Regions from separate parts of the Homo sapiens genome. Here region 1 is linked to region 2. Evidence: read pairs that join two places in POLR2A ChIA-PET (ENCODE). Cell type or tissue: PC-9. All regions are shown on one strand. Each heading gives the region's core, and the rest is flanking DNA. Links, peaks and the distances in the headings are about the cores only.

Evidence for each region. Peaks named below come from ENCODE experiments on the same cell type or tissue, not always from the same donor. Only the 100,000 strongest peaks of a DNase experiment are listed, where the experiment ranks them.
Region 1: POLR2A ChIA-PET joins it to region 2 with 25 read pairs; 3 of 35 experiments call an interaction of 5 or more read pairs at or near these places.

The regions. Positions count from the first base shown.
Region 1 is chr1:39,823,928-39,839,473 of GRCh38, forward strand. LOC105378667 (a long non-coding RNA gene) reads left to right here and starts at 219. Exons shown (of 4, transcript XR_947221.3): 1 at 219-505; 2 at 1,636-1,776; 3 at 8,044-8,130; 4 at 13,950-14,028. It overlaps TRIT1 (tRNA isopentenyltransferase 1), which reads right to left. Exons shown (of 11, transcript NM_017646.6): 11 at 14,183-15,546. RefSeq lists a silencer at 12,976-13,176. In PC-9, for the core only: no CTCF peak of the experiment used is centred there; a DNase peak (open chromatin) is centred at 6,194; H3K27ac peaks cover 278 bases.
Region 2 is chr1:39,946,398-39,961,943 of GRCh38, forward strand. MFSD2A (MFSD2 lysolipid transporter A, lysophospholipid) reads left to right here and starts at 8,748. Exons shown (of 14, transcript NM_032793.5): 1 at 8,748-8,988; 2 at 10,690-10,824; 3 at 12,304-12,428. The coding sequence starts at 8,896. RefSeq lists a silencer at 8,570-8,699 and an enhancer at 14,270-14,379. In PC-9, for the core only: no CTCF peak of the experiment used is centred there; DNase peaks (open chromatin) are centred at 8,654, 9,454 and 9,714; H3K4me3 peaks cover 2,153 bases.

The sequences.
Region 1 (15,546 bases), core at 4,441-12,440, 120 kb before region 2:
TAAAAATTAGCCAGGCCTGGTGGCATGTGCCTGTAGTCCCAGCTACTCAGGAGGCTGAGGCAGGAGAATTGCTTGAACCTGGGAAGTGGAGGTTGCAGTGAGCCGAGATCACACCACTGCACTCCAGCCTGGGCAACAGAGCGAGACTCTGTCTCAAAAAAAAAAGAAGCTCTAAAAGCCTCAGGAGCTCTAAAAGCCACACTATTCTCTGTATTGAAGCATGGAAAATAGCTTTGTGATGGCAAGTGGGGGATTTGGCTGAAGGAGTGAGCAGGATAAAGACCTCAGAAGACCTCACACACCATCTAAGGCACTCAGACTGGAGGATCCTGATGATAACAGGGAGTCAGTACAAACGCAGAATCAAGAAAGAGACACAGAAGATGCTATTAGAAGGATCATGGGTTGAAGAGGGTAGGACCAGAGGCGGAGACCAATTAGGAGGCTGTTTGAACAGCCTAGAAGGGAGATGACCTGGCCTGAAGAGCAATGACAGCTGGAACAGGTGAGTTCTGGAATGGTAAGTGGTCAGGATGGTGTGGAAGATGTCCACATCCTAATCCCCAGAACCTGTGACTGTCATTTTAAATGACAAAAGGGACCTTGCAGATGTGACTAAATTAATGATCTAGAGATGAGGAGATTATTTTAGGTTATCCAGGGGCCCAGTGTAATCATAGGGGTCCTCCACAACAGTGAGTAGGAGGAAGGCAACATGACGGCAGACACAGAGATCCAAGTGATGTGGCTATAAGCCGAGGAATGCAGGCCACCTGGAAAAGCTGGAGGGCGGGGAGTGGACTCTCCCCCAGAGCCTCCAGAGGAACTGACCCCGCCGACAGCTTAAGTTTAGTGCACAAAATTCGTTTCAGATTTCTGATCACCACACCTGTAAGAACGATCCTAAATTTGTGTTGTGTTAAGCCATAAAGTTTGTGGTTAAGAGTTGTCCCTCACTATCTGTGGGGGATTGTTTCCAGGACCCCCTAAGTATGCCCAAATCCATATACTCAAGTCCTGAAGTAATGGCAGGTACATGTGGAATCCACTGTATACACAGGCCTCGCATCCTGCAAACACTGTATTTGTGATCTGCAGTTGAAAAAAATCTGTGTCTAAGTGGACCCATGCACTTCAAACCCTTGTTGTTTAAGGGTCGATGGCATTTGTTACATCAACAATAGGAAGCCAATACAGATGGTTAAGACTTTGTGACCAGGTGGTTATCAAAGAAGGAAAGGGAGGGGTCCCAGAAAGGGTTGAGGAAGAGGTGAGGATTTTGGCTTGGGTGATGGGGCTGGCAGTGAGACTATTACAATCAGGACTGTGGATAGTGAGGAGGGGGTGGTTGGGGAATGGTGGGATGGTAACGTGTCCTGTCTTGGACATGGTGAGTCTGAAGTGTGCATGGGACATCCAGAAGGAAGGTCTGGAACCTAGGGCAGAACTTGAGAGTGATCAGTACACACAGGCTCCAATCTGAAAACTGCTGGGAGAACATGTGGCCAAGGACATGGGTTTCCTTTTTTGGCTCATACTCTGTGATGTGAGACCAAAAGTCTCTCCTAAATGCAGCTGTTGGGCACTTAAACCACCCTCCTAGCACCCTTCCTTACTCACTTCCCTCTTTGACAGTGAATAGAAGCCACATAGACTCTTCCGAGGAGTACCCATGTGTCACTTCTGGGACAGGCAGCCTCACTCCTGCCAGGGCCGTGCAGGGCAGTCCACAGGCCAAAGGTCCAAGTAGATTCAGCGCTGCTGAGTTGCTTCTGGGTAAGCTCTGCTGGCTCCTGAAGAGCCACCCCTGTCCCACGGGTGCATGCGAAGACGCTTTTTAGTGTGTGAGCCAGTTTAACTCAAGCTATACCTGTGGACAGCACCAAGGTATTTCTGATAGTAACAGAAATATCTGAGGGGAATTTCCCATGGGTCAAACTGAACATGCAAGCACTGAAGACAAAGGGCACGGGATAATAGTCACATATCATTAAAAAACAAACAAAAAAGCCTGCTCATCCTGCAGAACAGGTGGGAGCCAAAGCCTGAGAGTAGATGAGATCATTCAGGGAGGGCTTGCGGCCCAAGAGCAGAGGAGGGCCCAGGAAACCGATTTCTCTAAGGTGGGCAAAGTGAGGGACGGGGACCATGACATGTTCATCTTCATATACTCAGGGCTGATACACAGTAAAAACTCAAAGGATGCTTGATGAATGAATTCATTTCTATTTTATCTTCTGTAGGATATAAAAAGGAAAGAGGCCGGGCGAGGTAGCTCACGTCTGTAATCCCAGCGCTTTGGGAGGCTAAGGCAGGAGGATCGCTTGAGCTCAGGAGTTCGAGACTGGGCAACATGGCAAAACTCTGTTTCTATAAAAAAATACAAAAATTAGCCAGGCACTGTGGCACATGTAGTCCCAGCTACTCGGGAGGCTGAGGTGGGAGGATCACTTGAGCCCGGGAGACGGAGGTTGCAGTGAGCCAAGATCGTGCCACTGTACTCCAGCCTGGGTGACAGAGTGAGACCTTGTCTCAAACAAAAACAAAAATAGAAACAAAACAAAGGAAAGAAAGAGAATGTGGGAAAATGCAAAACCAAAACCCAAAAAAAGAAAAAAAAACCAGATACGTTTATTATCCAATAAACTGAATTGAGTATTTAAGTTTGAAACTGGATTCTACCCAGAAAGCACTTAAAATGTAAACAACATGAATATAAAGTTATCTTAGGAAAATGAAAGTCTGACCAGGAAATAAATGCAAAATCAGTTACCTTTAAGATAACCTCATAGGCCCATAAAACTAGAAAAAACAAGGCAACAAGGCCCCCAGCTGGTGAGGCTGTGGGGAAGCAAGGGCTCCACCAGCCCCAGATGAGAACAATGTGGCCGTCGAGGCCAGGAGCCCGGAAAGTGCACACCCTGGAACAAGGAGCCTTGGGGGTAAACATAAATGAAATGCACTTAGGCGAAAATGGAAATTTTTACAAGGAAATAGAGGTATCTCAGGAACCCAAGGAAGCACACTAGGCCTCAGGAGGGTCGGGACCGAGGAACTGGGAAGTCAACAGGAATCTCTCTCTCCTTTCCTCATCTGGGATTCCCTCCTGCATTGTCTGCTTTTCTCCTTCTCTGAAGATCAGCCTTCTCTGTTTTGTAGTGCACCCATTCATAACAACAAATAGTTATTTCGTGTGTATGACCAAACACAGTTCTTGTATTTCTCTGTTCAAGTGTACCCAGCTAGGACTGAGCTGCAATTTGAAATTCCTGGGAGGAGTGTGATTGGCCTGGCTGGCCCTCCGCTGGTCTAATAAGCTAGGAGGCAGGGTAGTCATTCCTTTATGAAGTTATGATCTCTGATTCCTTTTTCCACAGGAAGATAAATCAGTGAATGTGATAAGATAAGATGGGGAGGGGATGCCCCAAGGCAGAGAGACAGCTCAAAACTTCGAGCTCCAGGCGCTGGTTCCAGCCAGAACATCCCGTTAACCTTTTTCCTGCTTCCACAGTCCACATCCTTGTTATGCCTTTACAGTCTATTTTCACAGAGCAGCCAGACTTATCTTTTAGCGTGTAAATCAGATCATATTCCTCCCCTCACTAAACGAACAAACCAGCCAGAAAACTCTTTAACTCCTTCCTTTAATAAAATCCAGGCCTGGCGCAATGGCTCTCGCCTGTAATCCCAGCACTTTGGGGGCCCGAGGTGGGTGGATCATTTGAGGTCAAGAGTTCGAGACCAGCCTGGCCAACATGGTGAAACCCTGCCTCTACTGAAAATACAAAAACAAATTAGCCGGGCGTGGTGGCAGCTGCCTGTAGTCCCAGCTACTCGGGAGGCTGAGGCAGGAGAACCACTTAAACCCAAGAGGTGGAAGTTGCAGTGAGCTGAGATCGTGCCACTGGACTCCAGCCTGGGTGACAGAGTTGAGACTCTGTCTCAAAAAAAAATTTTTAAATTAAAAAATAAATAAAATAAAATCCAAAGTCCTTATCTAGTGCCTGGCTACTTCTCTGACTTTGTCTTTTACAAATCACCCTGTCATTCACTCTTCTGTAGCCACACTAGCCTTCTTTCTAGCTTGTAAATATGCCCAGCCCAATTCCTATCTCAGGGCCTCTGCATTTGCTGCTCCCTCTACTCCATCTTCTTGTATGACCAACTCCACATCATTCCAGACTCAGGTGATGCCACCTCCTCAGAGGATCTTCCCTGAGCAACCCATCTGGAGTAGAACCCCCACCTCAGGCTGGGCATGGTGGCTCACACCTGTAATCCCAGGACTTTGGGAGGCCAAGGTGGGCGAATTACCTGAGGTTAGGAGTTTGAGAACAGTCTGGCCAACATGGCAAAACCCCATCTCCACTAAAAATACAAAAATTATCCGGGCATGGTGGCAGGCACCTGTAATCCCAGCTACTCAGGAGGCTGAGGCAGGAGAATTGCTTGAACCTGAAAGGCAACAGAGGTTGCAGTGAGCCGAGATCACGCCACCGCACTCCAGCCTGGGTGACAGAGTGAGAACGCCCACCTCAGCACACACACACACACACACGCACACACACACACACACACACACCAATAACTCTCTACCCTGTTTTTCCATTTTTCATAGGACTTCATACTGAAATTTTCTTTATTGCTTGTTACTTGCATTATTTTCTTTCTCCCTATGAGAATGTAAGCTGCATTTGGGCAGAAACCCTGTCTGTATTTTCCCAGCAGCAGAGCTAAGCCTGGCACTTAGTAGACACCAAAAAAACACTTGAATGAATGACTGAACAATTTAATTTCAATGTTATACTGAGGCAGCACAGCGCAGCACTTCAGAGCAACGACTTTGGGGCCAGACCACCTGAGTTCACCAGCTCCCCATCTCCTGCCTGCATAAACTTGCACACATTGTCTTACTAATCTGTGTTTCAGTTTTGCCATATGGAAAATGGGGTGGAGGGGGAGGATAGCAGTACCCATCCTTCAGTATTGTTATGAGGATTAAATGAGTTCACACATGTAAAGGGTTTGAAAGGGCTTGCCACAGAGCAAGCACTCAACATGTCCTCACTCTTATTATTCACTATTAATCATGAGTCCACTCAGTTGAATTATCAAAATTCATCTTTCATTGTTCTGCCCTCCATAGCTCCTCTTTTATCTTATTTTCATGTCTTTTATCAGTTTCCTGTGTTCTGGGAGACCATCTGAAGTTTGTTTTCTTTACTAAATTGATCTTCTGTGTTGGACCTGGCATTCGTTGCTTCCATGCAGTTTTAATTCAGCAGCCATGTCTTTAATCTTCTCCTAATCTCTTCTTATCCCAGATTATTCCAGTTGTAGGATTGCTGGTTCTAAGTGAATTATGTACCATCTTTTGAATCCTACTGAAACTTCAATCAGGTATCACCTACATTTTCTTCTATTATTTGCAACAGGTCTATTTTCAGAGGTAGGTACTCCTCTAAATCTTCAGAGAAAAGCTAAATCACAGTCTCTGCAACTGCAGACTGTGCCTTACCTAATCCTTCTGGAAGGAGGTCTCTACAAAGGGTGACTGATCATCTTGGTTTGCCCCCACTGAGGGGTTTCTCAGGACATGAGACTTTCAGTGCTAAGACTAGTAAATCCCAAGCCAAACAGGATGACTTGGTAACCCCACCTGTAGACAGTGTCAAGGAAGAGCTGTATTATATTAAGAAAAATGGTCTTCCAAATCTTTCACAAAAGGAGGAAACCATTTTCTAGTATTTAGAATGACTAGCTCCTTCCAATTAGCATTTTAAAATGTGAAAGTCTCTTAGAAAGGGGGAAAAAAAAAAACCTGCTTCAACCCCAAGCCTCCCTTTAGCAACCCCCTCTCCTTCCTTTCCTAACTTAGACACTCACCACTTTCTCTCCTCCCATTCACTCCTCAAACCACTGGAATATGGCTTCCATTTTCTAACCCTCAGCTGACCCCTCTTTTACCAAGGTTACCACTGATGTCATCACTAAGAACCAATGGATACTTCTCATTCCTTATTGTGCATGGCCCCTACACACTTCCCTGCAGACCACTCCCTTCTCAAAGCTCTGTAAAATGCTCTGTTAATGTTCAAGGCTCTGCTCTAGATTGTTTCTCTTCTCACTACACCCCCTGCTCGAGTGACCTCATCTTCCACGGCTTCAAATACCGTCAATACTGATGACTCTGAGATCCCTATCTCCAGCCCAGAGTGCAATCTGGGCTCAACTCGAATATCCAGTTCCATGAGGATTCTCTACAGATGCCTCAAACTCCCCAAGTCTCAAACTGAACTCATCCTCAACCCAAACCTGCTCCTCCTCCAGTGTTCTTATCTTGGCCAAAGGACTTGGCCACTGTCTAATCAACTGTTCAAGTCAGAAACCTCAGCCTCATTCCTGACCCCTTCCCTTCCTTCACCTCCAACATTTCATCAAGTCCTATAAATGCTACCTGCTAAATATCTAAACTGTCCCCTGCCTCTAGGCTGTCTGCAGCCAATCCATTCTCTGCATTGCACCAGAGTGATCTCTCCAGGAAACACGTCTGATGTTTTCTCGGGATTCATGGTTTACAGGGTCCTCTATGACCTGGGTCCTGCAGACCCCTCCTGCCTTTTCCCCGAACACTCTCCTACCTGGCTCCTGCCCATTATTCTCAGGTTTTTTGTTTGTTTGTTTGTTTGAGATGGAGTCTCACTCTGTTGCCCAAGCTGGAGTGCAGTGGCTGATTTTGGCTCACTGCAACCTCTGCCTCCTGGGCTCAAGCAATCCCCCTGCCTCAGCCTCGTGAGTTGCTGGGACTACAGGCACATGCCACCATGCCTGGTCTCGAACTCCTGACCTCAAACGATCCCCTCACCTCAGCCTCCCAAAGTGCTGGGATTACAGGCGTGAGCCTTGGTGCCAGGCCTCATGTTTTTTCAGATGCCATTTCCTCAGGAAAGCCTTCCCAGACTCTTCTAGAACGAGTCAGGTAAAATCTTGTGTATTCCCTAAACGACTCTATTACAGCATTTATCATATTCACTGGGATAGCATGCAAGACTCCAGCTCTCTGAAGACAGGAACTGTCTTGTTCACTGATATATCTCTAGCACCTAGAATAGTGAATGATAAGCACTCATTTAAGTCTGTTGAATTAATAGGTATTCCTAATTATAAAGCTGTTTGACTCCTAAAGTCCTCTACTTGCCTTCATATTAGTCCAGAACTGGTTCAACTTACCACGTACCTGATGAAAAATACAACTACTTTTTAATTCAAAATAACTAGAAGTGGCATAATCCAGTAAAAAGAACACTACTGCTAAACCAGGAGACCAGGGTTCCAGGCATAGCTCTGCTACTTACTAACTCTTTGTGTTGCTGTTGGTGACTTACTTAACCTCTCTGGGACTCACTTTCTCTGTCTGCTCAATTATGTGGCTAATCTGGATCAGAGATTTTCAAAGTGTGTCCCACAGCCGGGGGGCGGGGAAGGGGGTGGGCACTAAATCAGAGGGACCAGAAGACTGTGCACCCTACCCAGACCTGAAGCCAGTCTAGTTCAGTATATATTATATATTGCAATTCATGTATGACTTGGGAGAAGGAAAAAAAAAAAAGGATCCACAGCTAAAAACAAGTTTGAAAACAACTGAAACATGATCACCGAATTCTCTGCACCCTTTACATGCTGATATTTAAAACAACAGAAAGCCACGAATGTAGTAAGAAGGTAGTTTTGCCGGGCACGGTGGCTCACGCCTATAATCCCAGCATTTTGGGAGGCCAAGACGGGTGGATCACCTGAGATTTCAGGAGTTCGAAACCAGCCTGGCCAACATGGCGAAACCCCATCTCTACTAAAAGTACAAAAATTAGCCGGAGGTTGCAGTGAACCGAGATCGCGCCATTGCACTCCAGCCTGGGCGACAGAGAGAGTCCATCTCAAAAAAAAAAAAAAAAAAAAAAAAAGAAGGTAGTTTCTAAAAAGCACTTGAAGAGTCTGACTGCCAAAGTTCAGAGAGAGTAAGCTGACACTTTTGTCTGCCATCAGGAACCCACCAGTCTCCAAGCAACTTGACTTCATTATGCAGATCCAGCAAGACACAGAGACATTTTTGAATCCACAAATAACTTCTATGTAAGTCTTTATACCTTGGAGCCGGACACAGTGGCTCACACCTATAATCCCAGCACTTTGGGAGGTCAAGACGGGAGCATCGCTTGAGACCAGGAGGTCAAGACCAGCCTGGGCAACATGGCAAAACCTCATTTCTACAAAAAAACAAAATTACCTGGGCATGGTGGCAGGTGCCTGTGGTCCCAACCTCCCTAGGCTAAGATGGGAGGATCACCTGCGCCCAGGAGTGCCACTGCACTCCAACCTGGGTGACAGAGTGAGACCCTGTCTCAAAAATATAAAAAGTCTTTATACCTCGATCCCCTTCATATTAACAAGGAGGCTCAGGCAGAAGGCACAGACTTAAATGGTTTTCCTTTATGCCTTGCTTTCAGGTCATTTGTCACTTCACTTCTGGTGACTCAGAGTCTGACCCCAGCCTCACACTTGATAATGCACCATGCACGGTTCTTGCAGAGATAGGGCCTTCCTTTTGCATGGGAAGTACTCGGTAGTTACGGTGCGCTAGTCAGGGTTGTAGTCAGAGGACCTGGAGTTCTCTCATCTGCCACCTACTCTGTGTCACTGCTATGGACACCTATTATTTGGTCTACTCAGCACCAATCCCATCCCTGCCCTCTTCCTGAAAACTCTCGTGTTCCCTGGCTTCATTCTATCATACTGTTCTACAGGGAGGGCCATGTTCTTAGATGGTACGCTGTCCTTCTTAATCCAAGGGTAGACAACAGAATTCAGCTCTACTCAATTGCGTCTTTTCCTGGGGCTTTTAAACTTGGGATTTGGTCCACTTCTTTTCAGTGAAGAAAAGCTGTAAGATGTGAGGTGTGGCAGCTTCCAATGACCACGACCACGTGAAGAAAGCTGGTTTGCATGGAGAGAAACGTGAAATCGGCACGCTGAGAAGAGATGAGGCAGTGCTGGTAGTGTCTGAGTCCTTGGGAGCAATTGTTCCTGAGGCCCAGCTGCACCTTGCCTGTCCTTTCAGGAGAAGCTCAGTTGTTTGACTTTTAGATTCCATAAGCCAACAAATCGTCTTTTATACCTAAATTAGTTTAAACTGGCTTTCAATCCCTTACAACTGAACTAACACCAACCCTGTGTTAAGTCACTGAAATACTGTGAGTCTGTTTCTTCATTTGTAGAAACGACCTCAAATGTTTTTGGCAAATACTAACAAGATATGTAGTTTTGTTAAAACCATACTGGGCCATAAATTTCTAAGGAATGACTACTACAGATATCTCATGATGAAGATAATGGCAAGTACCACCCAGAAGGCATATGGACTTAGTTAAGCTCAGCCCTGCTGCTAGAAAACCAAGTGTCTTACTGACTAGCAGACAGCAACTCCACAGTGGACACAAATGCTTGTCTGCCCAGGTGCCCTCCCCTCCTACCAACCCGCTCACCCTTCTCCTCTGGGAATCACTCCACCTCCACTCCATCCTTTCCATGGGAACTGTCCTGTCCTTTCAGGAATCCATCTCCAGACTGGCTGATGGGCCTCAGGATAAGCACTAGACTCAAGCTGGGCTAAAAGATCCCTTTCCTGGGACTTTTACTTTTAAAAAATGGTGGTAAAATTCACTTTTAAGCTTATAGTTCAGTAATGTTAAGTGTATTACAGTATGAAAGTGTATTAAGTAGTTTTAAGCGTATAGTTCAGTGGTGTTAAGCATATTCACATTGTTGTGCAACTAATTTCCAGAACTTTTGCATCTTACAAAACTGAAACTCTATCCCATTAAACTTCTCCATTTACCCTTCCCTCCACCCCCAGCCAACACCATACTGTTTCTATGAATTTGACTATTCTAGATACCTCATGTAAGTGGAACTATACCATATTTGTCTTTTGGTGACTGGCTTTTTTTTTTTTTTTTTTTGCTTTGCTGCCCACGCTGGAGTGCAGTGGCGCCAAGGCTCACTGCAGCCTTGCCCTCCCGGGCTCAAGCATCATCTCACCTCTCATCCCCGAGTGCTGGGTAATAATTCTTTTATTTTTGTAGAGGTGGGTCTCATTCTGTTGCCCAGGCTGGTCTCAAAACTCCAGGCTCAAGCAATCCTCCCACCTCAGCCTCCCAATGTGGCATGAGCCACTGCGCCCGGCCTGACTGGCTTTCATGCAGCATAATGTCCTCAAAGTTGTAGCATGCGTCAGAACTTCCTTCCTTGCTAAGGGTGAATATTCCATCATATGTACTTACATTTTGTTTATCCACTCACTCTTATTTATTTTTGAGATAGGGTCTGCCTCATTCTGTCACCCAGGATCTGGAGTGCGGTGACACAATCACAGCTCACTGCAGCCTTGACCTCTTGGGCTTAAGTGATCCTCCCACCTCAGCCTCTTAAGTAGTTGGGACTACAGGCACACACCATCACACCCAGCTAATCTGTTTATTTTTTGTAGAGATGGGCTCTTACTGTGTTGCCCAGGCTGGTCTTGAACTCCTGGGCTCAAGCGATCCTCCTGCCTTGGCCTCCCAAAGTGCTGGGATAACAGGCACAAGCCACCATGTGCAGCCCTTAGATTCACTTTTTTTTTTTTTTTTTTTTTTGAGATGTAGTCTCACTCTGTCGCCCAGGCTGGAGCACAGTGGCGTGATCTCGGTTCATTGCAACCTCCACCTCCTGGGTTCGAGTGATTCTCCTGCCTCAGCCTCCCAAGTAGCTGGGATTACAGGCCTGCGCCACACCCAGCTGATTTTTGTATTTCTAGTAGAGACAGGGTTTCACTATGTTGGCCAGACTGGTCTCGAACTCCTGACCCCAGGTGATCCACCCGCCTCAGCCTCCCAAAGTGCTGGGATTACAGGTGTGCACCACCACACCCGGCCTAGATTCACTCTTGATGGACAACTGGGCTGCTTCTACCCCTTGGCTATTGTAAAGAACGCTGCTATGCAGAACAAGGGTGTATCTCCCTGAGACCCTGCTTTCAGGTCTTTGGGATATATCCCCAGAGGGGGGACTGCTGGATCATATGGCGGTTCCCTTTTTAATTTTCTGAGGAACTGCCATACTATTTTCCACAGCAGCTGTACTATTTTACATTCTCACCAACAGTGCAAAGGGTTCCAATTTTTTCACATTCTTGCCAACACTTGTTATCTTCTGGGTTAATTTGTTTTGTTTTGTTTTATAGCAGCCATTCTAATGGGTACGGGGTGTCCTAGGGCTTTTGAACTTAGAACCAGAGAAAACATCCGCACAATCTGTCCCCAGTTGTCAAGGCCATAAGAGGTGAAACACAGGTGCTACTAGCAGCCCTGTCTCCTGCCATGTAGAGAAAGCCTGTTTACAGTGAGAGAGGAGTGAGCTGATTTGCAGAGAAAAGAGAAAGTCTCTAAAGCCTCAGATTGGGTAGTACAAGTTGTGGCTGGAGCCTAGATACTTTCCTGCCCTTGAATTTGATGAGACACCTCATTAACCCAATCATAAATCCACCTTTTTACTTAAGTTAGAGTTGTTTCATTTGCAACCATGATTCTTGCCATAAACATCTTTGTACAAGAGTTAGTTCTTCAGTCTTTTCTTTTTTTTTTTTTTAACCTTTTCTTCCTTTGATTCTTTCTTAGAAGTAGATGGGATATAAATAATTTGTACATTCAAAAACCCTAAATTTGTACATTCAAAAACCCTAAAGAAATGCCCTTGCAGAAGTAGAGGGTTGTGGTTAGAGTATGAGTTTGGAGTCAGCCCAAACTGGCTTCAAATCCTAGCTCAACAAATGTTTATGGGATGTGTTAACTAACTTGATGGTGGTATAGATAGATAGATGGATAGACAGATAGATAGATAGATAGATAGATAGATACACACATACATATATACACATATATAAAATCACTTTATATAGTTTAAATATATATAATTTTATCTGTCGATTATATCTCAATAAATCTGGATAAAAATAAAAGGCTGACTTCAAGTAAAAAAACAAAAACACAAATAAGTGCTTTTAAGCAGCAGGCCCTTGTAGATGCCAGGGATAAAGCAGTGAACAACAGACAAACATCGCTGCCCTCACCAAGCTTTATCTCTGCTACTCGGCAAATATTTGCATGTTTACTCTGTGCCAACCACTGTTCATTAAGCTGTGTTTATAAAATGGTGATAACAGATTATCTTGTCCGTTTGTTTTAAGGAATCATTATAACGTATGCATGTGCTTGATATAATGCCTGACACACAGAAGCACTCAACACAGAGAAGCCATGTCTACGTTTAGACAGGGAGGTGTGTCTTGCAGAAATTAGCCTCGATATACATTGGGTGCCCACTATATGTTCCACAATCATCTTAAAATAGTACTCAGATCCTGGCAGAATTTACTTTCCAGTGGGAACAAGAGATAAATAACAGGTGCTATGAGCTGTGGCAAAATAATGAGCCAGAACAGACTCTGGAGCCACCCACCTATTTTCAAATCCCAGCTTGCCCTTGGGAAAGTCACCTAACTGCTCTACTCAGTTTCCTCAGTTGTAAGACAGAGACAACAAGAACAATGACAAAACTACCTCATAGGGCTTTGTGAGGATTAAATGAGTTAATATGTGTAAAAGTGCTTAAAGCAGTGCCTAGCTCATAGGACTACCTAAGCACCAGCTAATGTTAACACTATTACGTATTAACTGCTAGGAGGAGAAATTAAGTCTCCCTAGAGTCAAAGAAGCTTTTTCTAAGGAGAGGACATCAGATCTGGGCCTTGAAGGATGTGCAGGAGTTCACTAGGTAAAGAGCAGGGGAAAGGACATTTCAAGGGAAGAAAACAGTTCAAGCAAATGAGCTGACCCATGGAAGAAATCATATCATTGAAACAAACAAAACTTAACAGCTGAAGCCTAGGTGGGTGGCAGCTGAAGCCCGAGGCACCGTTTCTGGCCATTAGTACTATAGTCCACCAAACTAGTCAGTCTTAAGTCAGAGCTTGCCCTGATAACTTCCAAGAAATGATACCATATCATAAACCAACATTTTAATAGCATTAACAATTTTTCCCCAATGAAGCAAATAAATCCAATTTGTACTTACCATTTACTGGGCACTACAGTGCCAAAACACTATGCTATTTACAACAGGACCTCACTTAATCCTTACCATGTCCCGTGGAATACAGATAACTTCATTTTATACATGAGGAAACAGGCTTTTAAGCAATATTCCCAAGATCACACAGATAGTATATTAGAAAGTAAAGTGTTCAGCTGCAAATACAAATAGTGGTTTCTTTCTCCCCCTGTCCCCTCCCTGCCACATAAAGTCTGAAAGTAGGCAGTTAAGTCATTAGTTCAGTTATTCAACAATGCCACCAAAACACCTTCCATCTTTCCTCCCCACCATCTTTACAGTATGAGCCACTGGCCCTGATGTTTATACAGTCTCCCATTCCCTATAATGCTTTCTTATTCTCATCTTAAAGTCCTACCAGCCAGGATTTTCTCAAGCTTTACTTTTTGAAATATTTCAGAGGTCAGCTCAATACAACTCACTAATTTCACAGATGGAGAAATAGATTTGCCCCTAGCAAACTGAGTTAAATTAATTAGTTAAATGAGCCTGGAATTGAGTGCTCCTTCCATGATACCAATCTAGTGGTGACTGTAAGTTGCCCACCAAAACCTGTCCTCCCATTCCTTCTTGGCACATGGCTTGACTACGTTTCTCAGCCTTCCTGGCAGGTAGGTGTGGCCATCGGGCTAAGTCATTGCCAATGGAAAGTGAGAATGTAGGCAGAAGTATCCGTGCCACTGCAGGGTCCAGGCCTTGAGGCAGCGGGTCTACCTCCTCCCTGTTCCTTTTCCCCTTCCCATCAGCTAGGACCAGTGATGACCCAGCTTCAAGCATGCAGCAGATGAGGACAATGCTCCAGAGGATGGAGAAGCAACATGATACGAGGAATCTGTGTCCCTGAATGACCATTTGGTGCACAGCTGCCCCAATGACCTGGATCACTCACTTCAGACAGGTTAATTCCCTTCAGAGCTGTTACGTGAGAAAGAATAAACTTCTTTGTTCTTTAAGCCACTGTATTGTTGAGTCTCTTTGTTATAGCAACTTAGCCTTTTACCTGAACTAATACAAACATGCAGCTTCCTTTGTAAGCATTCAGAGTAGCTTTACAAATAACCAGTTAGCCATCATTTTAGAAAACAGCCTTAACTGCCCAAGTAGGTGATAATCAAATACAGAAATTCCTGCTGGTGGCTATCCCAAAATTTCTTCATCCTGGTTAAAAAGTATTTAACAATTGAAGCAGATCACTTATGTAGAGACCTACTTAGTTTTTATGCTTTCATGCAATTGATTCAACAAATATTTGACTGTGTCTAGGTGCTAGGGATATTGACAAGTCACTGCATTCATAAAAGGTTGATTTCATGCATGTGTGTTTGGGGGAGGGGGTTGTTAGTTTTATTTTCTTTTTGAGCAACATGGTCTTGCTCTGCCACCCAGGCTGGAATGCAGTGGCATGATCATGTTTCACTGAAGCCTCAATCTCCCAGGCCCAAGCCATCCTCCTACCTGAGCCTTCCACGTAGCTGGGACTATAGGCATGACCCACCATACCCGGCATGCATACATATATATATATGTAAGTATGTATGTATGTATATATTTGTGCTGACTGGGTCTCACCATGTTGCCTAGGCTGGTCTCAAACTCCTAGGCTTGAGTGATCCTTCTGCCTCAGTTACCCAAAGCGTTGGGATTACAGGCGTGAGCCACCACTCCCGGACTGTTATTTTTTAATGTTATACTGGGTGTTTTGTTTTGTTTTAAGCAAAAAAATCCTCTTTGGAACTAAAGAGAGCTAAGAGAGGACAAAAAATTACTGAGAGTTAGGAAGGATCAAGCCATATTCCTGGAATACAGATGAGCTGTTCTCTTGCTTAGCCCTAAGAATCAAGCAAAGTATTTTCAAGTCTAGATCTCTCTTCAGAATCAAAGTACTTTCTACCCACTTACAACAGCACTGCCTGAACTGTGAGAAGTATCTAAAGCCTAATCAAGATTTTTACTGACAGAAGCAGATGAACCTAATAGCTCACTGAGTATTGGAATTAATTGCCAAAGCCATTTAGATAGCACTGCTGGTGTGATGGACTGGAGGCTCTGGATACCTGGACTGGAGGGCTCTGCTTGCCTTGGGATTGCTATGGCCAGATGGTACAAAATGGCATTCCTCATTCTCACTCCAGGCTGAGCAAATAGCCCAAAGCTCTATGGTACTTTTCAGCTCTCAAATGAGATTTGGTATGAGATTTAGTAATAGAGTAAGAAAGGTGATCTAAGGTTTGTCCCAGCTTTGCCTTGCTCTGTGACTGGAACATCCATGTTTTAGGCCTCAGTTTCCCCATCCATACAAGAGATAAAGAATTCTTTCATCTCTACATTTACGACCACCACAAG
Region 2 (15,546 bases), core at 4,418-12,417:
TCGGAACTGCAGTCTGTAAACCAAGCACCTTGGGCTGGCCACTGTGGCTCACACCTGTAATCTCAGTGTTTTGGGAGGCTAAGGCAAGCGGATCACCTGAGCCCAGGAGTTCAAGGCCAGCCTGGGCAACATAGCGAGACCTTGTCTTAAAAAACAGAAACAAAAATAAGCCAGGCATGGTGGCTTGTACCTGTAGTCCCAGTTACTCGGGAGGCTGAAGTGGATGGATCGCTTGAACCCAGGAGGTCAAGGCTGCAGTGAGCCATGATTGAGCCACTGCAGTACAGCCTGAGTGACAAAACAAGACCCCATCTCAAACCACTCCCTACCCAGCCCAGGCACAGTGCCTCACACCTATAATCCTAGCACTCTGAGAGGTTGAGGCAGGCGGATTGCCTGAGCTCAGGAGTTCGAGACCAGCCTGGGCAACACAGTGACAACCCGTCTCTACTAAAACACAAAAAATTAGCCAGGCGTGGCAGCATGTGCTTGTAGTCCCAGCTACTTGGGAGGCTGAGGCAGGAGAATTGCTTGCCGGGAGGTGGAGGTTGCAGTGAGCCAATATCACGCCACTACACTCCAGCCTGGGCGACACAGCGAGACTCTGTCTCCAAAAAAAATAAAATAAAATAAAACATAAAAATAAAAAATACCCGCCCCCCTCCCTCAAAAAAAAGCACCTCACAACAAAACCAAGCAGCTCCTTGTTGGTCAATTGAGAGCTGTTCATACTGGACTGTCCAAGTGTCAATGGAATCCAGCAGCTCCTCACACAGTTTCAGTGTCTGTCTTGGGGTAAAGAGGCTCTCTGCTTGAGTGTCTCCTCCTTGCACTCTTCAGGTAGCACGATCCTGTATAAACCATTTTGATTTTATTATGAAACACTTCTGGGCACTGCCATCCCCATTAGAGTATTTCTCTGATATCACTGAAAACATCATGGGTATTTCAGGTTTCAAGATTATTTTATGCCCTTCGGTCATAGGGACAGCTTTAGTTTATGTTCCATAACAAGGTAGTAAATACCCTTCAAGTGGAAATTCTCTAGTCCAAAGTCCCAGGAGTCGTTGCTGGGAAGTGCTCACAGCCTTTTGCCAAAAGGCCAGGAAATGTTCAACATAGGGCTATCGAATGAAGAATTTGAACCTACTGGTATTCTATCTTCTACTCTGCACCATGTGGGCTTGGCAGACTTATAGGTTACCGTTTAGCATGTTCAATTAATAATGCTTGAAGGGCAGATTTACATGCCTTCTGTTTTACAAAACCAGGTAGGGGAAACATTCTCCAATAAGATACAGTGTTCATTCCCATGCTACAATCAGGTAAAAGAGATGCAACCACTTCACATGAGGTGTATTCAAATATACCAACTTTCAAAATCCTATCAACTCTTACATTTTTATGTCCTAGTTTCAGGAACTTCTCCATCCCTAGACCATTTTACCCACTCTTGTGCAAAAAGCTTTGGGTTCCCAGCCAGGGGTTGAGCCAAAGGACCCTGGCCCTTTTGCTTTTGGCTATCTTTATCTTTTTTTTTTTTAGACAGGGTCTCGTCCTGTCGCCCAGGCTGGAGTGCAGTGGTACAACCATGGCCCACTGCAGCCTCAAACTCCTGGGCTCAAGTGTACCTCCTATCTCAGCCTCCTGAGTAGCTGGGACTACGGGCACGTGACACCATGTCTGGCTAATTTTTTGAATTTTTTTTTTTTAATATGGGGTCTCCTTACGTTGCCCAGGCTGATCTTGAACTCCTGGCCTCAAGTGATCCTCCTGCCTCAGTCTCCCAAAGGGCTGAGATTACAGACATAGGCCACCACACAGGGCCTCAATTTACATCTTTTTTTTTTTTTGAGATGGAGTCTTACTCTGTTGTCCAGGCTGGAGTGCAGTGGTGCAATCTCGGCTCACTGCAACCTCTGTCTCCCGGGTTCAAGCCATTCTCCTGCCTCAGCCTCCCTAGTAGCTGGGATACATTTTTGTATTTTTTAGTAGAGGCGGCGTTTCACCATGCTGGCCGGGCTGGTCTTGAACTCCTGACTTCAAGTAATCTGCCCACCTCGGCCTCCCAAAGTGCTGGGATTACAGGCGTGAACCACCACACCCTGCCTTGATCTACATCTTGATTAATCTGTTTGACCGTTTCCCTAGGCAATTTCAGATCAGATTTCTCATTGTAATCTCTGCCTTCCAGATTTTTCAATTTCTCCCAGCTGGGGGAAATATAGGAAACTGGTTTGGGGCCCTTTAACATTGGGGACCAGTAAGGGTTCCCTTTGGTCCACCCAGGCTTCAAAAGTGTTGTATTAAGATCTTTGTTTTAAAGCCATCAATTTTCATTTTATTCATTCAGTTTTGAAAATAACCATTTAAAGATTTTCACCCCATGGGGATGAGTCCCATAACTTCTCCCTTTCTTTTTTTTCTTTTTTTTTTTTTTTGAGACGGAGTCTCGCTCTGTCGCCCAGGCTGGAGTGCAGTGGCGCAATCTTGGCTCACTGCAAGCTCCGCCTCCGGGGTTCACGCCATTCTCCTGCCTCAGCCTCCTGAGTAGTTGGGACTACAGGTGCCCGCCAGCACACCCAGCTAATTTTTTTTGTATTTTTAGTAGAGACGGGGTTTCACTGTGTTAGCCAGGATGGTCTCGATCTCCTGACCTCGTGATCCGCCCACCTCGGCCTCCCAAGGTGATGGGATTACAGGCGTGAGCCAACGCGCGCGGCCAACTCTCCCTTTCTTTTTCCTCTTAGTTTCATCCCATCAACCCTATCAATGTTTTCTTTCTTTTTTTTTTTGAGATAGGGTCTCACTCTGTCACCTGGGCTACAGTGCAGTTGTGTGATCACAGCTCACTGTAACCTTGACTTCCCAGGCTCAGGTGATTCTCCCACCTCAGCCTCCTGAGTAGCTGGGACTACAGGCACGTGCCACCATGCACGGCTAATTTTTAATATTTTTTTGGAGAGACAGGTTTCGCCATGTTGCCCAGGCTGGCCTCAAACTCCTGGGCTCAAGCGATCTGCTTGCCTTGGCCTCCCGAAGTGCTGGGATGACAGGCCTGAACCACAACGTCTGGCTAAATGTTTTCTTTATTCATCTTATTTCTTAATAACCGTTTAAAAATTTCAGTCTTCTTAGGATGAGTCTTTTGACTCTACCTTTTGCCTTTTCTCATTCTCTTGTTAACTAACCTTATGCTTTCATTAGCATCTCTAAGACCCATGAATGGAAGCTGAGACAGCAAATTTGAACTGCTGTTTGATTCTGCAGGAGTAAGCTTACATGGGGTGCCAGTGTAGAAGAGGCTCCTTTAACCACAGCACTTAGCATGACTTGGGTAATGGGCATCTTCAGTGGGTGAATGTCCCTGCCATCATAAAGCCAGTCCCATATGGCTTGCATATGAAGCATATGGGCTGCTTCATCTGGGGTGGTCCCCTTGGCATTTCTAGGTGGAGTTGGACAGTCCCCGCTTCTCAGGGTAAATAGATATTATAGTGGCTTTTATCCAGTCCACTGGATAAAACCAGTCCAAGGCTGGTCATTCCCTCAGAAATACATCTTTTGTGTGTCTGAATCACATATACCCATCTGCCATTGTTCAGTAGTGAGCTGTGGGTCCTGCATCAACCCAAACAGGCTCTTCCACTCCGCAGCAATTAAAACCAAAGATCCTGCTCCTAAACTACTTACTCACAGAATTCATTTTCGTAAAAGTTCCTCAGGAAGCTGATGATAAGGATCTACAAAATGGAATAATTCCTTCACACTATGCCCTCTGGTTTCAATAGTTACTTGGTTTTGCCCTCCTCCCACAGTGATTACTTTCTTGGTAAACACAAGTCTTAGAAGTACTTTCTGTTGTCTCTGCATAATTCTGCCCTGTGGGGGCAGCTTTGAGGCTGGTGGCCTAAATTCAGACTGATTGAGGTCTAAGCTGGTCTAGCACCAAGGTCTCACCCAGCATTCTCTTTTAATTTCACGTTAGCCATTACAGATAATAACCAAGGAACTGAATATTTAGCTTTTTTTTCTTATTAATTTGCATTTCCTTATGCATGTAGTCAATCAACTCCCTGGGAGTTGGAGCCATCTCTAAATTTCCCTGGTATCTTTGACTTTTAGTACCTAATCTAGGTACATACTACGTGTGTCCCTGTGGCTTCATACTATGGGTGAGCACATGGCCACCCAGGAATCAAAGGTTCCTCATCTTTCATCTTTTTGTACTTTCTTTTCCCAAACCACATGTTTCCTTGAGCCTGGATCAGCCCAGAATATCCCACTCCTGACACCAGTTGTTTAGGAAAAACCTCTCAAACTGTGTTTTTCCTCTACTGTCACACCACCATCACCACAATCACCAACATAGAAGAATGATCTGACCACGGGTATGGGTTTTCTTTTTTCCCCCCACACACTAAACAGTGGACACCAGCTGGGTGTCCTCTCATTCAATTCCAACACTACCTACCTGGAGATAGTATCAGATCTCATAGGTGGAGGGCTCAGTTCCCAAGACTGTCTCCTGAACCCTAGACACCAGTCACAACGCCAGGCCTCTGGAACTTCTGACAAGCTGGCTTCAAATTGAGGTTCCCATGATCCCCTCTTTGGGTTGGATTAATTTGCTGGAGTTATTTACAGAAATCAAGGAAACACCCATGTTGACTGGTTTGGGATACTACAAAGGATAAAGATGAAGAGATGCATAAGGTGAGATACGGAGGAAGGCTTGTGGAGCTTCCATGCCTTGGCTGGGACATTACCCTCAGGAAGCTCTGTGTATTCATGCTAGCCAGAAGCTCTCTGAATCCAGTCTTCTCAGAAGTTTTTTTTGGCTGATCTCAGCTCACTGCAACCTCTGCCTCCTGGGTTCTCCTGCCTTGGGCTCCTGACTAGCTGGGACTATAGGCACACACCACCACGCCCAGCTAATTTTTGTATTTTTAGTAGAGATGGGGTTTCACCATGTTGGTCATGGCTGGTCTCGATCTCCTGACCTTGTGATCCGCCTGCCTCGGCCTCCTGAAGTGCCGGGATTATAGGCGTGAGCCACCGCACCCAGCCAATTTTTTTAAAACTTAAAAATTAGACAGGCATGGTGGCACATGCCTGTAGTCCCAGCTACTCAGGAAGCTAAGGCAGGAGGACTGCTTAATATACTAGTCTGTTTTCATACTGCTATAAATAACTGCCTGAGACTGGGTAATTTATAAAGGAAAGAGGTTTAATTGGCTCACAATTCAGCATGGCTGGGGAGGCCTCAAGAAACTCCAATCATGGCAGAAGACAAAGGGAATGCAAGGCATCTTCTTCTTTTTTTTTTTTTATTTGAGACAGTCTCGCTCTGTTGCCCAGGCCGGAGTGCAGTGGTGTGATCTCGGCTCACTGCAACCTCCGCCTCCTGGGTTCAAGTGATACGCCTGCCTCACCCTCCCAAGTAGCTGGGACTGCAAGCGCGCACCACCACACCCAGCTAATTTTTGTATTTTTAGTAGAGACAGGTTTCACCATGTTGACTACCCTGGTCTCAAACTCCTGACCTCAACTGATCCACCTGTCTTGGCCTCCTAAAGTGTTGGGATTATAGGCGTGAGCCACTGCACACAGCTGGCATCTTTTTCACAAAGCAGCAGGAAGGAGAAATGCTGAGCAAAGGGGGAAGAGCCCCTTATATAACCATCAGATCTTGTAACAACTCACTCACTGTCATGAGAACAGCATGGAGGAAACCACTCCCACGATTCAGTCACCTCCACCTGGTCTCTCCCTTGGCATGTGGGGATTGTGGGGGTATGGGGATTATTAGGATATAATTCAAGATGAGATCTGGGTGGGGACACAAAGCCTAATCATATCACTTGAGCTGAGGAATTCAAGGCTGCAGTGAGCTATGATCGTGTGTGCCACTGCACTCCAGCCTGGAGGAGAGAGCAAGACCCTATCTCTAAGAAAATAAAATAAAAATAAATAAAATGAGGGTAATAAAAACAACTCTCTCCAGTGGTGTTGTTGGGACTAAATGAGATATAAAGAAAAAAAAACAGAAGTAAATGAGATAGTATATTTAAAGCACTTATGGGGCACGCTGCCCAGCATACCAGTGGCTGCTTGGTATTTGGGAGCTGTTGTATTGGCGGTGCCGTGATTCAGTTAGTGGTGACAGTGAGTGTCTCTAGTGCTGTGTTATGGGGCTCTGTCCTGACCAACAACATGGCTGGTGGAGTTGAAGTTGCAAGGGACAGCCAGATCTAAATTTAGAGTGAGAGAAAACAGTGAGCCATAGAACCAGCATCCACAACAATTTCGACAGGCTGGAATAAGCAAGATGACATTGTTCTGTTGTGAGCCTCAAGACATTACAGAAAGCAGAGGATCGGGGAGAGACCTGACTTGACCCCAACTCCGGTGAAAAGGATCTGAATGATTTAGTTGACCACAACCTGATGGGAACTAATCATGGGAGAGAAAGGCTCTGAAGCCCAGCAGTCTTAGGCTGCATTAACAATGTGTCGCATCCAGACTGGAAAAAATAATAGGCCTATTGTGCTGGCTTGGTCAGGCCATATCTGGAATCTTGCGTTGCTACACTGACAGACTGGAATCAGGCCAGGAGGGGGACCAGCCCAGCTTCAGCTCCCAGGCACTTGTGCTAAATGCTTCCTGTGCATTTTCTTGTTTCATCCCCAAAACAAATCTATTAGGTAGCTACTATTAATTTTTTTTTTTTTTTGAGACAAGAGTCTTTGTCTGTCACCCAGGCTGGAGTGCAGTGGCACGATCTCGGCTCACTGCAACCTCCGCCTCCTGGGTTCAAGCGATTCTTCTGCCTCAGCCTCCTGAGTACCTGGGACTACAGGTGTGCCCCACCACACCCGGCTTATTTTTGTATTTTTAGTTGAGACAGGGTTTCACCATATTGGCCAGGCTGGTCCGGAACTCCTGACTTCGTGATCCACCCACCTCAGCCTCCCAAAGTGCTGGGATTACAGGCGTGAGCCAGGGTGCCTGGCCAGTAGCTACTATTAATATCACCATTTTACACAGGGAGGTTAACTGAGTTGTTCAGAGTCAGCCGCACAGCTAGTAAATGGAGACACTTAGGGCTTTTCCTAATGGGTTTCTGTGTGCTTGTACCTTAGCAGGGGAAGACTGAACATTCATTCACTGAACACAATAATTCAGGCCCTAAGCTAGTTGGTGGGGACACAGAAGTGAAAAAGATGCGGTTCCTACCTGAGGAGCTCATTGTCAACCGGGGGATACAGATCACTTGTGGTATGGTGTGACTGTGGGAGAGAAGATTTGGGGGCTGCAAGGGAGCTTAGCTAACCAAGCCTGGAGAGGGGAAAAGAGACAGAACAGTGTCACACAGCTTGGAGTAATGGGGCCAGCCATTCCCTTTCCACAGTATTCAGTGCCTCACTTTGGCTCTCTTCTGCTCAGCAATGGCCAAGAGCTGTGTGCCCAGATGGGATCTGCTGGCGTATGAGGGAGCATGGTGTGACCATCCTGGGGCAGATAGACCTTATCTCTCCTCCCTGCAATCAGAGATTTAAAGAAAGGAAGAAGGAGGCTGACATTAAGGAGCACAGGAACCGGGTGGGTAGCCTTTGAGAGTTCCAGCAGCCCCTTCACTAATCAGAGAACTGGAAAGACCGGGGTGACATTGACATAAGGGACTCAGAGGTGGAACTAAAGACTGTTCTTTTCTGGCATCCGTGCCTGCCTTCTGTTCCAAACTAATGCCCTCCCATCTTCTTTTGAGGACCACATTTCTGGGCATTCTCTTTTTCAAAACTTTCCCTGTTTCAACCCTCAGTGCCTCTGGAGCCATGTATCTCCCAGGGCTTCTTGTTGGGAGACACATACACCCCATTCTGCCGTCTGTAATTTATGCTAAGAGGGATAGAGCAGGGCTGTTGAGAGCAACTGCTTTGGTATCGGACAAAACCTTTCAGGCCTGGCTCTGCTACATAACAGTTGCTTCACTTCTCCAAGTTTCCCCTTCCTGTGCTGTAAAATGGGGATAATAATAGTACCACCCTCACTTGGTGGTTTTTGAGGGCCGAAAGAGATCATATTAAGCATGGAGGAAGCTATCCATAAAAAGGCCACTGTTGTCATAGTGTACTAGCGGGCGTAGCCCCGGCTTCTCTCCACGACTTGGGAGCTCCCTTCTGGCAGGGGCAGCCACTGGATTGCCTCATCTTTCTCCCCATTGCCCGGATGCCAAGGGCAGGACGGGGGAATGGTGTGTCTTCGGGGATGAGAGAGAGGCATCAGGAGGGAAAGTGTCAGCGTACGTCCTCTAGGCTTGAAGAAGGAGAGAGGCCCTGACTCCAGATTTTAAAGTGGGCTTCAGAGCCCCTACCTTTCCTAGGCCTGGGGCTCAGAAGTCATGGGTGGTAGGCCCGACTCGGGGAGAGTCGGACCTTGGGGACCTCGGGGACCTCGGGCAGATCGGGGACCCCGGGCAGATCACTTTCAGCCTGGGGCCTCGGTTTCCTCGCGCGTGTCTGGGAGGTCTCGCGGCCTGCTTCTCGGATTGCTAGGAGCCAGCGCAGGCAGATGCCGGTTCCGGGGCTTGGAGAACGTGGCTCGGTGGCACAGAGCCGCCGGGCGAGGCGGGGGCAGGGAGGCGGGCGACGGGATTGGCTGGAGGCGGGGCAGCGGGGCTCGGGGATTGGCCGCAACCGAGAGGGCTGGGCAGAACTATAAGAGGCGCGGAGGGGGCGTGCAGCAGAGTGCGTTCCTCGTCTGCCAGCCGGCTTGGCTAGCGCGCGGCGGCCGTGGCTAAGGCTGCTACGAAGCGAGCTTGGGAGGAGCAGCGGCCTGCGGGGCAGAGGAGCATCCCGTCTACCAGGTCCCAAGCGGCGTGGCCCGCGGGTCATGGCCAAAGGAGAAGGCGCCGAGAGCGGCTCCGCGGCGGGGCTGCTACCCACCAGCATCCTCCAAAGCACTGAACGCCCGGCCCAGGTGAAGGTGAGGGCCCGGCACCCCGCGTGGAGGGCGAGGGGAGGGAGGAGGCGGAAATGGGGGATCAGGGGCGTCCCGGGGTCGGCCTGGTCAGGGGACCATTGGGATAGCCAGGGACAGGAAGCCTACGAGCCAGAGAGGACCTGGGGGTGCCCTGGGACAGGGGGTGACGGAGAAAAGCTGTGGGCGCCCTCGCCCCCCTTTGCTCACCCGCACTCCACGCTCTGCGGAGAGGCTCTGCCGGCAGCCCCATGTGATTCCCCGCTCTGCCTAGCCGGTTTCCATTCTTCCGTGTTGAGCGGCTGGGGCTTGCCGCCCCAAACCCCAGAGATGACCCCAGAAATCTGGGAAACTCCCCTTGGTTCCCCATCTCTCATCCCCTACCTCCCACTCCACCCACCTACTCTTGCGCCTCAACTCTGCTGTTAGGGCCGCTCAAGTTCATTCATAAGAACAAGAGCTCTGCTCTTAAAGGAGCCGCGTCCCTCAGGCATTTGTCTGAATGTGGATGTTCGCGCGGGAACGGTGCTTTGCGCATCGAGACCATCGACCACATCCCCAGCCCTGGGGACTTATTGAAGGACCAAATAAAATGAGGCGGCCCCCTAGGAAAGGATCTCAGGCAATAGATACCTTCGTGGGAGGTGACTGCCTTTTCCTTTTAATTTTATTAACTGATCTTTGGAAGGAGCTGGGTGAGCAATTATGCTGTTACTATGTATGAGTAATATCTACTTTCCCTGGGCAACCCAACCTCCCTAGTGCCCCACCCGGAGAGGGATCAGGCCTGAACCTGGAGGCCTTTCCTCCCGTCTCCAAGGTCCTCTAGGAGCTCAGGGGTGGAGGGCGATGGGTCGGGAAGCTGGAGAGTAGGACAGTTCCTGGGTCCGCCTGAAGCTCTGGCTGCCTATAGTGGTCAGGGATGCTCTGGGATAGGTGGAACAGCTGCGCCTGCAGCCAGCTGGGCCGGGCCCCCGTAGCTCTCTAGAGCTCTCACCAGGAGTAGGCAGGTGGATCCTGTCTCTGAGGCAGGGTGGGAGCCTGGGCTGGGCTCAGGCAGCTCTTGGCAGCAAGCGGATTTTCAGGTTGTGGCAGCTGGTGCCGGGTGGGGACAGGTCGGCTGCTGGAGCATGCTCCCCCTGAAACCTGGAAAGGAGCAGTGCCTGAGGCCTTGGGAGGAGTTCTTTAGGGATGGTGGGCTGATAAGTTTCCTTAGAATCTCCAGGAGGGAGGTGGCTTAGGGGCTACTTTCACACAAGTATGGATTCCCCTTTTCCATGTTCCTAAGAATGGAGAACACCTTTCTTTTGTATAAAGTGGGATCTCGGAGATCGAGACCATGCTGGCTAACATGGTGAAACCCCGTCTCTACTTAAAATACAAAAAATTAGCTGGGTGTGGTAGTGGGTGCCTGTAGTCCCAGCTACTTGGGAGGCTGAGGCAGGAGAATGGCGTGAACCCAGGAGGCGGAGCTTGCAGTGAGCCGAGATGGCACCACTGCACTCCAGCCTGGGCAACAGAGCAAGACTCTGTCTCAAAAAAAAAAAAAAAAAAAAAAAAAAAAAAGGTGGGATCTCCTGGATAGGAACAGGTCAAAGCAGAGTTGTTTGTTCTGGTAGAGCTGGCCAGAGGGATGGTCCTTCCTGTGGAACCTTCTTGGATGGAGGCCAGAACCTTGGGCCTTTCATCTTTTCCTCCTCTTCCCAGAAAGAACCGAAAAAGAAGAAACAACAGTTGTCTGTTTGCAACAAGCTTTGCTATGCACTTGGGGGAGCCCCCTACCAGGTGACGGGCTGTGCCCTGGGTTTCTTCCTTCAGATCTACCTATTGGATGTGGCTCAGGTGAGTGGTCTAAGCCTTCGAGGGCTCCTTCAGCATCCTGAGGTGGGAAAGACTATGCACCCCTGGGTCAGTTCGCTCAGTTTTCCCCATCTGTGAAATGGGACCCCAAATCACTACTTTGCTGCCTCTGAGTCAGTGAGCAAGAAATGAGAAGACCCTGGAAAGTATCCAGTAAAGGAGTGTCTCCACTCCAGGAGTCTTTGCTGGAAAGGTCTGGCAACTCCTCCTTGCCTGGCATGAGCAACAGAGCCTGAAGGGGTAGGCGGTAGAATGAGGGAGAATGGGGCCTGCTGGGGATGCTGTTCTTAGAAGAGACTGGCACACTGTGTTCCTGGCTGGGAGATAGTCAGCTGGCTTGACTCAGGGGTTGGTGGCTGTTGCCAGGCTTGTGGATGAGATGCATCCCACCTTTACCTGAGGAGCAGAAGGGCACTTAGGTGCCAGGCTAAGTTAGAATGCCCCAGTACACAGGGTCTTTGACTGGGAGGGGTACTTAGGGTGAAACAGGACTATTCTGTGCATTGAGAAGCCTTGGCCAGAAGCCTGGCATCCTGAGAATTCACCCTGTCTGGATGGGAGAGTGGGAGGCAGAATAGCCATGACTACCGGGGCTCCTGCACCAGCTGTCTTCTCTGTGTAGCATCTAACTTGGCAAGCATCGCATCTTAGTTGTATCCATTTACAGAGGGGGAACACTGAACTCCAGAAGGAACAAAAAACTTCAGCAGCTAATTTTTGAGTAACTCCCATGGGCTGGGCCTTGGGTGGGGTGTAAATATGAGGAACCTGCAGTCAAAGTGTAAACCTGTTGTAGTGGGTGTTAGAGCTGGGGTTGGGGGGTTAGACTAGGGAGACTATGGTATGGGGAAGAATACCCACTCCCCAGAGAAATAGCAATAGCAGGGCTTTGATGGATAAGGAGGAGTCTGGAGAGTCTGTATTTAGGGCCTGGGGGGTTTTGGGGCGGGGAGGGGGATAACTTGAGTGGGTAGTGACAAGTCCCTTTTTAAAAAGCATCTATAGGCTCCTTTTTCCACATCCAAGATAGAGCTTGAACCTGTAAGGTAGAGCTCATAACTCCCATTATACAGATGGGAACACTGAAGCACACTGTGTTCACCCCGTGAATGCTCATTCTGATATCAGGTGGTCAGGAGCTCAGGGCTGAGAGAGGGAGGGAAGGAAATGTTTGTGGATTCATTTGAATTGATGGGAATGTTTTCAAGGGCAGTGGAGGGAAGCAATTAAGGAGACAGAGCTGGGAAAGCTTCTAAGGAGGCACCCAGTGCTACTGTTATTGGAGAAATGCTATTGTCATTATTAACAAGGCAAGTGAAGATGTGTAAGGTCCATGTGGGAGCAGCTCAGGGTCACAAGATCCTGGCTGAGATAGGGAGGGAGCCTCTGCTTCTGCCTACCAGTGAGAGTTGAGGCGAGTAGAAGGATGAGGAAGTTGTCTTTTGCTTCTCCTCATTCCAGGTGGGCCCTTTCTCTGCCTCCATCATCCTGTTTGTGGGCCGAGCCTGGGATGCCATCACAGACCCCCTGGTGGGCCTCTGCATCAGCAAATCCCCCTGGACCTGCCTGGGTCGCCTTATGCCCTGGTGAGTAGAATATGCCCCTTCGAGGTGGCACAAGGCAGGACTTCCAGCATATCTGCTCCTTGGTCCTTCTCTCTGTCTTGTCACAGGCAGAAGGGTGAGGAGAAGGAAGGAGTTAAAAGCCCAAGGGTGTTGAAACCCCATCCGAGGCATCAGCTACCCTGAGCACGGGCACTGGCATGCTCAGCCAGTTCATTTCCAGGACAGCCAAAGTGCTAGGCTGGGCAGCTCAGGCCTCATTCCTCCCCAGGGTCCACTCATTCCCCTTGGTGAAGCTGGAATTCTGAATTCTCCCACTCTATCACTTCCTGCAGTGGCCGAGGTAGTACTTAAGAGTGGTTAAGCAGTTGTACTCTGGAGCCAGCCTGCCTGGGCTTATTTTATTATTTTTATCTTTCTTTCTCTTTCTTTCTTTCTATCTTTCTTTCTTTTTTTTTTTTTTAGAGACAGGGTCTCGCTCTGTCACCCAGGCTGGAGTGCAGTGGTGTGATCATAACTCACTGCAGCCTAGAACTCCTGGGCTCAAGTGATCTTCCCACCTCAGCCTCTCGAGTAGCTGCGACTACAGGCACGTGCCACCACACCTGGCTAATCTTTTAAAATTATTATTTGTAGAGACAGCGTCTCACTATATTGCCTAGGCTGGCCTTGAACTCCTGGGCTCAAGGTGTCCTCCCGCCTCAGCCTCCCAAAGTGTTAGGATTACAGGTGTGAGCCACCATGCCCGGCCCCTGTCTGGGTTGAAATCCCAATTTCCCTACTTAGAGCTGAGTCACTTCACATCTCTGAGTCTCAAGTTTCTTCATCTAAAATGGGGATAATAGTTATACCTATCTCACACTCACAGAGTTGTGGTGGATTAATTTTTTTTTTTGACGTTCTTAGAACAGTGCCTGACTTAATTCTACTTCATAAGGTTGATGTAATTTTGAGACTTAAATAAGTTGATACTAAAATACCAAGCAGTGTCTGGGACACTAAGTGCTATGATGACCACTTCAGGGAAGCTCAGCAGGAGAGCTGGCATGTGGTCCCTAGTACAGGCCACACCAGGGGAACTGCAGAATCCTGGGCTGGGAATTAGACTTCAGGCCCAGCCTGCTGCATCTCTACCTCCATGTGGGACCCTCCAACAGCACAGTGATAAATAATTTGGCACCCCTTCAGGGTGGCTCCTGGCAGAGCAGGGGATGGGGTAATACCCGGAATGGGGTAGCAAACCCATAACCTTTGGCACCTTGGATGACGTAAATTACCTTCTCCCTTGGTACAAAGCCTGTGCTACTCAGCTTCAGGGGCAAAGTAGGCGGAGGTGGTGCCACGGATCGGATCAGACGGCAGGGGAGACGCACAGGATAGGCTGTCAGGCGGGGGCTCTGGTTCCCTCCAGGACATCCTGCTTCAGGGTGTGGGGGGGCATACCCCTTTCATCTCCAGCCCATCCAGGCTTAAGTGGGCGCCTTCCTGCCCCAGGGGCGCCCATACCTGGCCTCCGGCCTTCAAAGCTCTTCCCGCAACCCCTTCCCCCACTACAGCTTCCTTTCCCACGAGGCCCCCCACCCACCCCAATCCTGCCAGCCCCTGGCTAAGGCCCAGGTTGGAGCCTTTGATCCAGTCTTCAGGGCCGGGGGCAGGACAGCCTGCCTTACCTGTGCAGGCTGCTCAGGGCTCCCCCGGCGCCAGCCCGTGAGACTTGGCCCTGTGCCCGCCTCCCTGGCAGCCAGTAGAAGGGGAGGCTCTGCTGCCACGTCGCCTCATGAGGCCCAGCCAATGGGAGGCAGCCGCTCCCAGGGATGGTGGCTGCAGGCCGGGTTACTCCCAGTTACACTGGGTTCCTCAGCAGCAGCTGCTCAGCTGCTTATGAGCAGAGGATGGAGTGTTTGACAAAGGCTGATGAGGAGCTCTTGTTCCCTGAGGAGACAGAGTCAAGAGAGGTGGAGGTGGGCAGGCCTTCCCTGTGGCATGTAGGAACTGAGCAACTTCCTGGGCAGGCGTGGCAGCCAGTTTGGGGAAGTTGCTGGGGGCCCTTCAGGCTGGTTTCTGATCTAGCAGGTGCCTGTGTGCACATGCTTCTGTGGCTGGTGGTGCCTGTGTATGCCTGCACGCGGGATGGCTCGTGGGCTGAAGGCTGGTGTGCATATGACCTCCCTGTCCAAACTTTTTTTCCTTTTTGTGGTGAATGGGGTCTGGCTATGTTGCTCAGGCTGGTCTCAAACTCCTGGGCTGGAGCTATTCTCCTGCCTCTGCCTCCCTAAGTGCTGGGATTAAAGGCATGAACATCACCATGCCTGGCCAGACCTCTCCATCCATACCACCTGACCCCTCCTCAGGCCAGGCCTGGAGACCTGGAACCCCCTTTCCTTTCAGTGTAGGAAGAAACTGGGTCTGTCAGGGTTTGTGAACCCTGTAGCTCTCTCTCCTCCTGGGCCTCAGGGCAACCCCTGCTTTAAGCCTACATTTAAATCCTCTTCTTGAAACCAGGAAGACTTTTCTTCCCGCCCCCGCCCCCCCCCCCCCCCCCCCGCTTTTTTTGTTTGTTTGTTTGAGACAGAGTCTCGCTCTGTCGCCCAGACTGGAGTGCACTGGCGTGATCTCAGTTCACAGCAAGCTCCACCTCCTGGGTTCACGCCATTCTCCTGCCTCAGCCTCCTGAGTAGCTGGGACTACAGGCGCCCGCCACCATTCCCAGCTAATTTTTGTATTTTTAGTAGAGACGAGGTTTCACCGTGTTAGCCAAGATGGTCTCGATCTCCTGACCTTGTGATCTGCCCGCCTCGGCCTCCCAAAGTGCTGGGATTACAGGCGTGAGCCACTGCACCTGGCCCTTTTCCTTTTTTCTGATTAAAAACAAAAAACAAAAAAACACATATATAGAGATGGGGTCTTGTTATGTTGCCCAGGCTGTTCTTAAACTCCCAGCCTCAAGCAATACTCCTGCCTCGGCCTCCCAAAGTGCTGGGATTACAGGCGTGAGCCACCATTCCTGGCCAAACCAGAAAGACTTTGATAGTCACTTTGCCTGGAGTTCTCAAGGCCAGTGTGTGAGAGACCAGATGTCAAGCAGGGTCCCATGGGGAGGCTGCAACAGCTGGACCTGAGGTCTCCTTCCCAGCCCAGGGCT